Linked DNA regions of Homo sapiens: region 2 is linked to region 1. The links are chromatin loops, found by intact Hi-C in ENCODE. Cell type or tissue: PC-3. All regions are shown on one strand. Each heading gives the region's core, and the rest is flanking DNA. Links, peaks and the distances in the headings are about the cores only. Region 1 holds the start of LOC105370067 (a long non-coding RNA gene). Region 2 has its middle 42 kb from the start of LINC02441.

Evidence for each region. Hi-C counts contacts between places; a loop is a spot of excess contacts. Peaks named below come from ENCODE experiments on the same cell type or tissue, not always from the same donor. Only the 100,000 strongest peaks of a DNase experiment are listed, where the experiment ranks them.
Region 2: a loop joins it to region 1, with 38 times the contacts of the local background. A loop is called at or near these places in 1 of 110 quality-filtered maps.

The regions. Positions count from the first base shown.
Region 1 is chr12:127,483,401-127,487,794 of GRCh38, reverse strand. It overlaps LOC105370067 (a long non-coding RNA gene), which reads right to left and starts at 3,267. Exons shown (of 4, transcript XR_945528.4): 1 at 649-3,267. In PC-3, for the core only: CTCF peaks have their summits at 1,928 and 2,127; DNase peaks (open chromatin) are centred at 574 and 2,004; H3K27ac peaks cover 2,429 bases.
Region 2 is chr12:128,067,088-128,071,481 of GRCh38, reverse strand. No RefSeq gene overlaps it. Among named protein-coding and RNA genes, the nearest start is that of LINC02441, 42 kb to the right of the region's middle. In PC-3, for the core only: a CTCF peak has its summit at 1,860 (motif pointing right); a DNase peak (open chromatin) is centred at 1,921; H3K27me3 peaks cover 1,186 bases.

The DNA of each region.
Region 1 (4,394 bases), core at 212-4,211:
AGACCGCCTGTGGACCTCCCCTTGGACTAAAATATTTACTCAGGGATCCTGTCCAGTTCCATCTATTCCTAGAGTTACATACTCTCCTGTTTTCTAACGGGGATCAAGGAGATTGGTAATTACTAGTTCTAATGGATTACAGTGACCACTAGTGCAGGAAGAGTTACTCTTTCCTTTTTGAAGGCAGACAGGGTCCTTCTCATCCTTTTTTCAGGTGGCCTAAATGACACAGGACCAGTAACTACATTCATCATTACACAGTCCTAATTCATGACAAACATACTTATTTTCTACTGTATGGCTCCTTTCCCAATCTAGAGAGCCGCATCTTATTCTATTTCTATACAGGTTACTGTTGATTGCTGCACAGGTGTCAACTTTTAAGATAATTTGTTTGGGGACTCCCTTTTCTTCTGTTCTAGTTATTATTTTACTCTTATTGGCTTTTCTCCAGTTGCCAGTCCTCAACCTTATTTCAAACACTGTGGTCATGGGGTGTTCAGATGGATCATAACGAATACTAGGTTGTCCATCTTCTGGACTGCATACCTTATACTGGGTGTCATTATATAAACAAGTTCCTTTTAGAGTTCCTGTGTATTCATAATAACTATAAAACAGAAAGACTGTTTTAACCTTTTGCCCTACCTCAGTAACTTGATGCATACACTGGGAACAGTCCTCAGTCTGAAGAAGGTCAGTTGAAGTCCTTACTGTACAAATCCAGAATTTAAGGAAAATGAGTTCCAGGATGAGTTTCCTCATGCTTTGGCCATGCGTGGACCAGTTAGCTTCTGGGTGTGACTGGAACAGGGCTTGTCGTCTTCTTCAAAGTTACTTTTTTGCAGGCGTTGTACGGGCTTGGTCTCGCCTCCCAGGTCTCAGGTGCTGCAGGTTTTACGTGGCTGTGGTGGATCCAGGCTGGGATTCCCTCTACCTTTATGGCTGTGGGAGTGGTCAAGACGACGGTCTGGGGTCCTTTCCACCGTGGCTGCAAGGGGGCTACGTTCGAATCCTTGATCCACACCCGATCACCTGGGGAGAAAGGGTGAACTGGGGAGAGTAAGCTGATGGGGCACCTCTCACTTACCCAGGCTGAAATTTTTTGTTGTTATCTTCCCTAAAGCCTGTAGCTATCACTGTAACTCAATTTCACCTAGCTCTTGCGGAGTGCCTGGGAGTCCCTGTAGTGTGGGAGGGGGCTATGATATAATATTTCATAAGGGGAATATCCTGTTCTTTTAGAAAGGGTACATCTAATCTTAAACAATACCACAGGGAGAGCTTGTACCCACTTTAATCCTGTTTCTTGACACACTTTCCCTAAACTATTTTTGATAGTCCGATTCATCCGGTCCACCTTTCCAGAACTTTGTGGTCGATAGGTGGTATGTAGTTTCCATGTGATCCCCTATACCATTGCTGTCTTCTGTACCAAGTCAGCCACAAATGCCGGCCCGTTGTCTGAGCCAATTGGTAAGGGCAGTCCAAACCTAGGAATGAGATCACAGAGAAGCACATGGGTTACTTCATGAGCTTTCTCAGTTCGTGTTGGATAGGCCTCCACCCACCCAGAGTATGTACACGCTAGAACTAGCAAATACTTGTTACCTCCACATTTGGGCGTCTTGGTGAAGTCTACTTGGAGATCTTCAAAGGGGGCTGCTCCACAAGCCTGTATGCTGGGCAGGACTTTTGGACCTTGCCTAGCATTGTGCTGCCAGCAGGTGACACACTGCTGCGCCACTGTTTTGGCAAGGGCTGACAGATGTGAGATGTAGAAGTACCAGCCTAACAACTTTTCAAATGACTCTTCGCCTAGGTGGGTGGTCTTATGCAAGCCAGTACAATTGCAGCCCCTAGCAGCTGTGACACAGCTATTCTTCCATCCAATAACTGGATCCATCCCTCTTTTATAACCTGTCCTCCCTCTGCCTGGAGAAAGTCCTTCTCTTCTTTAGAATAAGTAGGCACAAGGTCAGGTGACTGAAGGAGCAGGGGGGCTGTGACTAACACCCAGTACGGGGTGGATGCTGCCTTTCGAGCCTCTGAGTCAGCTTGGGAGTTCCCCAAGGCAATCGAGGTGGAAGCTCACTGGTGTCCTCTGCAGTGCATGACTGCCACCCTTTGGGGCTCCCATACTGCCTCTAATAATTGCAAGATCTCTTGCTGATACTTTATGTCTTTTCCCCCAGAGTTCAACAGGCCTTTTTCCTTGTATAATGCCCCATGCATTTGGAGGGTTAAAAAGGCATACCGAGAGTTAGTGTAAATGTTTACAGTCTTACCTTCACTTAGCTCTAAGGCCTGAATTAAAGCAATGAGTTCGGCCTTCTGGGCTGAAGTGCCCTGGGGTAACGATTTGGCTTCAGTGACAGTGTCTAGGGTTACCGCTGCATATGCCACACACCTCTCTCCTTATGGGTTGACGAAGCTGCTCCTGTCCATGTACAGCTCCCAGTCTACTTATGTCCAAGGATGGTCTCGGATGTCAGGCCTGCTAGAATAAACTAAGTCCATCACCTCTACACAGTTATGTTCAACTGGGCTCTCTGATACCGGGAGCAAGGTGGCAGGGTTCAGGGTGTTGCAAACTTCAATGGTTATGTGGGGATTCTCACAGAGCAAGCTTTGGTATCTAGTTGGTCTAGCATTCGTTAGCCATTGATGTCCTTTGGTATTCATTAAAGTCACCACAGCATGGGGGGCCTTTATAGTTAGGTTTTGCCCAAGAGTTAGCTTATCCGCTTCTTGTGCTAGCTGGGTTGTTGCTGCCAAGGTCCTTAAAGATGCAGGCCAATGCTTAGAAACCCCGTCTAGTTGTTTGGAGTGGTAGGCCACTGGCCTCGACCAGGGCCCCACAGTCTGGGTCAAAACTCCAAACACCATTTTTTCTCTCTTTGACACATACAGTGTAAAAGGTTTCGTCAGGTCAGGTAGCCGCAGGGCTGGGACCAACATGAGATTTTCTTTTAACTCATGAAAAGCTCACTGCTGTCAGGACCCCCATTTGAAAGGTTCCTTGTCTCCCCGCTTTGTGACTCCGTATAGGCCCTTAGCCAATACTGCAAAGTTTGGGATCCACAACCTGCAGAACCCTACAGCTCCTAAGAATTCTTTCACCTGCCTTCTGGTCTTAGGCTCCAGCAGGTTGCAAATGACTTGCTTTCTTTCTGATCCCAGGCTGCACTCTCCCTGTCAGATAGTAAATCCCAGGTAACATACTTGCTGTTTGCAGATCTGAGCTTTCTTCTTGGACACCTTATACCCACAGTCCTCCAGGTGCCAGAGCAGGGTATCTGTTCCCTTGGCACACCCGAATGCCGTGGGGTGTCCCAGCAGGGGGTCATCGATGTACTGGAGCAGCACGCAGCCTAGGTCTCTGCTGGGAAACTTCTGGAGGTCTTGAGCCAGTGCCTCCCCAAAGATGGTGAGGGAGTTCTTGAACCCTTGGCGGAGTCAGGTCCAAGTGTACTGAGTGGTGACACCTGACCCCGGATCCTCCCACTGAAAGGCAAACAGTTTTTGGCTCTCAGGGGCTAGTCTGATGCTAAAGAAAGCATCTTTCAAGTCCAAGCAGGTGGACCGGCTGTCTTCGGCTGGCAGCAAACCCAACAACATGTACGGGTTAGGTACTGTTGGGTGCAAAGTCACTGTAGCTTGGTTGACCATGCAGAAACCCTGTACCAGCCTGTAGTCCTTGGTCCCTGGCTTGGGAACAGGTAGGAGGGGAGCGTTCCATGGAGACTGACAAGGGACTATAATTCCAAAGGCCCTCAGGCCCTTGAGATGGACCTGGACGCCTTCAAGGGCTTCTCTGGGAACTGGGTACTGCTTTTGCCTGACTGGCTGGGACCCAGGCTTAACTTCTATGAGTACTGGGGCCTGGTTGACAGCCAGCCCTAGAGGGTTGTCTTCCGCCCACACCTTTGGCCACTACTTAGCCAGGGCTGGTCCTATCTATTGGCCTGGCTCAGTTAAGAAGAGTCTCCATTCCTCTTCCAGAGGAACCATAAGGGCCATGATGACTCCCGTTCCAGGTAAATTTAGCTGTAAAGAGCCATGCTTTGTAAAATAGATAGTGGCTCTCAGCTTGCTAAGTAGGTCCCTTCCAGTAAAGACAAGGGGCACTCAGGCATGTACAGGAACTCGTAAATTACCTCATGCCCCGCTACAGTGCAGGTCCAGGGCAAACAGAAAGCTTGCTTTGCCAAAACCCCTGTGGCTCCGATTATATCAATAGTCTTTTTGGATAAGGGTGTGAGTGGGGTGGTTACTACTGAATGTTCAGCACCAGTATCAACAAGAAACTCAATGTCCTTGCCCCCCGACTGTCATCCTGACCATGGGCTCTTTGGGGCACATGAGTCTGATCCCCCTCAGTCCAGTAACCC
Region 2 (4,394 bases), core at 232-4,231, 580 kb before region 1:
CTGGCCTCTGGAGGCATGAGGGGTGTGGCCCCAGGTTAGGCAAAGGGGCAGCTGTTGACCCTCTGCAGGTGAATTTCCAGGAGCAGACAGAACTTCAGGTTGATTTTGGGTCACACCTGCTGGAGCCAACATGGGGCCAGAAAATCGAGGAGTCAGGTGCCTGTGGTCGTCGTCCCTCCCTGTCGCCTGCGTGGGTATAGGTCTCCGCAGGAGTCTACAGGTTTCGTTGTGTTTAACTCAAAAGCCAGTCAAAGCTGTGAGGGTCATGTTGTCCCTAGGCCCCCGTTCCTTTCTTTTATAATATAAATTTGCTCATTTTAAATCCTTTAGTTGAGCATCAGGGAAGGCATGAACAGGCATCCCCTAGTGACTCTCCAGCAACAGCAGATTCATCCAAATCTTTCAGCCATCGGCTCCTGGATATGCCTCCACGGCTGCTCTGAGGAACTGAAAATCTCTTAGGGAATTCAGCAAAAATGCAGACCTTAGAATATTTTTTGCCTCGTCTTTAAATAATGAGGTTTAAAAATCAGCCTATGTTATTTCCAAATTTTAAGGAGTACACATGCAAAAAAAATTTAATCAAACAAAGAATCACAGAAGCAATCTGATACATGTCTTTTGGGGGGATTAAAGGAAATATGTACAGTTGGGATTCTTGTGTGAATAAATGAGAGGCCTGGGCATGGGCCCGGTGGCTCACACCTGTAATGCCAACATTTTGGGAGGCCGAGGGGGGCCGATTGTTTGAGTCCAGAAGTTCAAGACCTGCTTGGGCAACATGGTAAAATCCAATCTCTACCAAAAATACGAAAAAATTTGCTGAGTAGAGTGGTATGTGCCTGTAGTCCCAACAACTCAGGAGGCTGAGGCGGGAGGATTGCTTGAGCCCAGGAAGCAGAGGTTACAATGAGTCAAGATGGTGCCACTGCACTCCAGCCTGGGTGACCGTGTCTCAGAGAAACAAAAAACAAAGAAAGAAAAAGAAAAGAAAAAAGAAACAGAAAAAGAAAAGAAATAGGAACTGTAAGTTATATTGCTAAGAACATAAGGGTCTTTATGAGCTCGCACACCTTATTAACTCTCACAACCCCTATATTAAAGGCATTTCTGGGCTCTGAGACCTACCTCTTTCCAAAGTGTGGGTGGGACACATCTTTACCTTGTAGCATAGATTCACCTGAGAATGTAAATGGCCCGTAAGGATTATAAGCTTTGATCCTGAAATGTATTTGCCAATTGCTTGTTGTGTTTACCAGCTGTCTCTGTTTAATGGGGAGTCCATAAGCATCTCTAAAGCGAATGCACGTGGTAAGCCCATTTCTAGATTTGTTTCTAAGTCCTGAATCTTTACTCCTATCTACTCCTACAGATATTCTGAGCAAGGGCCTTTTTGCTGCATGCCCCAATCCCTGTGAACACTGAGATAGTCTGCACATCCTGAGTAATCCATTTTGAAATGGTCTGGTATATACTAGGTGCTCAATAAAAATAAGGTATTGTTATTATTAATAGTACATTCTTCATTATTTCGCCGAACACATATTAATTAAACACTCACTCTGTTACCAGGCCCTGTGAGCAAAAGGGGAGAGAAGACAATTTACTGAGGCTAAAGTTAACCATCCCAGATTTCATCACCCACATTTCATGGCTTAGGGAAGAATAAGGTAAACTCCCTTCTCCAAATCTTCTTTGATCTTAAGCATATAGCCTTAACATCTGGAACTTACATTTAATAGGTTCAATTGTGGAGTTACACGATGATGGATTCTCATTTTTTCTGTTTGGAATTGGAGACGAAGCAATCATCACCAGGTGATTTACCTTGGCGAGAAAGTTGAAGAATTGACACTACAGTACGCTGCCACCAGGTGGCAGTCAATGCCTTTATCTTAGAGCTCGAACCACTAGCCGACCTCAGCATTACTAGTTCCAGTTTATGAGGAATATCAATAGTGTGAATATGTGATTAGTAATATTATGAATTGTAGGAATGTTATACTGTGGTTTACCATATCATAGACTTTTTAGGCACGTTATCCACGTTTAATCTTCACAGCAGCTTTGCGAAATAGTGTTATTTCCATTTCGTTAACAAAGAAGGGAAGGTTCCTAGGTTGACTGAGCTGCTGGAGGCCACACGAATCTTAGGTTGTGGACTTAAAACCACCAGACCCTCGATCCTGTCCTCATTCTATTCCACTTAGAGTTTTCGGAGTGCTGTTAATTTTCAACATTTTATTTAATATAATTTATTTAAGTAATTGAACTTAATATCAGAAAGCTATATGTTTAAGAGTATATATTATTTTTTTTCCATTTGACACCAGCCTGGGTGACATAGTGAGACCCCCCATCTCTACAAAACAAAGTAATTAAAAATTAGCTGGGCGTAGTAGTGGGGGCCTGTGGTCCTAAGCACTCGGGAGGCTGGGACAGGAGGATCACTTGAGCCTGGGAGGTCGAGGATTCAGTGAGCCATGATTGCACTCCAGCCTGGGTGACGGAGCAAGACTGTGTCTCAAAAAAAAAATCACAGAATAAAGATATACCTTGTAGAGTTCAGTACTTATTATGGGTTGAATTGTACTCCATACAAGATGCTGAAGAATTAACCCTCAGTACATGTCAATGTGACTTTACCTGGAAACAGGGTCTATGCCAGTGTTATGGGCTGAATGTGACCTCCTAAAATTTATATGTTAAAGCTCCTCATTTCTAATGTGATGGTGGTAGGAAGTGGGGCCTTTGGAAGGTGGTCAGGTCATGAGGGCGGAGCCGACATGACGGGTGTTAGTGCCCTAATGAGAAGATATATGAGAGACATGATCTAGCTCTCCACCACGTGAGGACATAGGAAAGAAGGATCTGTCTGCAAATCAGGAAGTCTTAGTAAGTTCTTACCAGGAACTGAATCAGCCAGCACCTTGATCTTGGACTTCCAGCTTCCAGAACTGTGAGAAATGAACATTTGTTGTTTTAGCCACCCGGTCTAGGACATTTATTCTAGCAGCCTGGACTGAGGCAGCAGATGATCAAGTTAAAATAAGGTCACTAGGCTGGGCCCTAATCCAGTATGATTGGCATCTCTACCAAAAGGGAACATTTATTCACAGAGACCGGCATGCACACAGGAAGAGCGCCCTGTGAAACTGGAGTTCTGCTGCCGCAAGCAAAGTGACCACTGGAAGCTGGTAGAGAGGTAGGGAGTATATCCTTCCCTAGCACCTGCCTGCAGAGGGAATGTGGCCCCACGGCCTTGATACTGGATTTCCAGCCGCCAGAATGGTGAGGCAAGGAACTTCTGTGGTTTCAAGACCCCCAGTTTGTGGGGCTTTATTAGGCCAAGTCTATTGATGACTCTATTTGTAAGGGCAAGTCTGTTGATGCCTCTATTTCTAATTTTAGCGGTGCAGCCTTTAGAGACGATGCATTTCACATAATTAGTATACCCAGGAGAAAATTATTCTTTGATTTTATGTTTGTTCCCTGCCAAAGGGACTAAAATATCCCCTTGAGAGATCAGCCATAAAATTTCCACCCTTTCTTGCCTCCTTTCTCTGCCTCCTTGCTCCTTTCTTCCTTCCTTCTCTTCCTCCTTCCTTTCCTTATGTTACAGTCTCGCCAATGCACCTTTTCACCTTCTGCTTTGGCTCCAATGAGAGGAGAGATTTTTTCTCCCTTTTCTTACCTCTGAGTTTGGATATTCCCACACCCCTCCCACCAGCATACATCCAGTCACTCCACACCAGAGCTGTCATTTAAAGATGGTCCCCGCAGATCCGGGAAGAGCAGAGGCTGTTACTTGCATGTTTGGGGCTCTGAGAAGGTGGAGGACGACCCCCCTGCTAGCAGAGAGCTTTGCCTTCAGTCACTCTTCATTTCCATGGATTGCTGGAGAGAACCCTGTTCCCTGTCTCCTATGGTTCCTCTCCACTGATGAGGTCAAGAGCCAAAAAAAGAGGATTAAGCTGTACCTGTGCTGAAAACATATATTAAGAAAACACTTCTGGAGGCTGGGCATGGTGGCTTATGCCTGTAACCCCAGCACTTTGGGAGGCCAAGGCGGGAGGATCACTTGAGGTCAGGAGTTCGAGACCAGCCTGGCCAACATGGCGAAACCCCGTCTCTACTAAAAATACAAAAATTAGCTGGGCATGGTGGCACATGCCTGTAATCCCAGCTACTCGGGAGGCTGAAGTGGTAGGATCACTTGAACCTAGGAGGTGGAGTTTACAGTGAGCCCAGATGGTGCCACTGCACTCCAGCCTGGGTGACAGAGGGAGACATTTTCTAAAAAAAAAAAAACCTTCTGGGAATTTGTTTTCCCGTGAAGAAAAAGGGCACTTTTCCCTGTAATCTCAGAGAAGAATAAACTTTTCTCCTCCCAA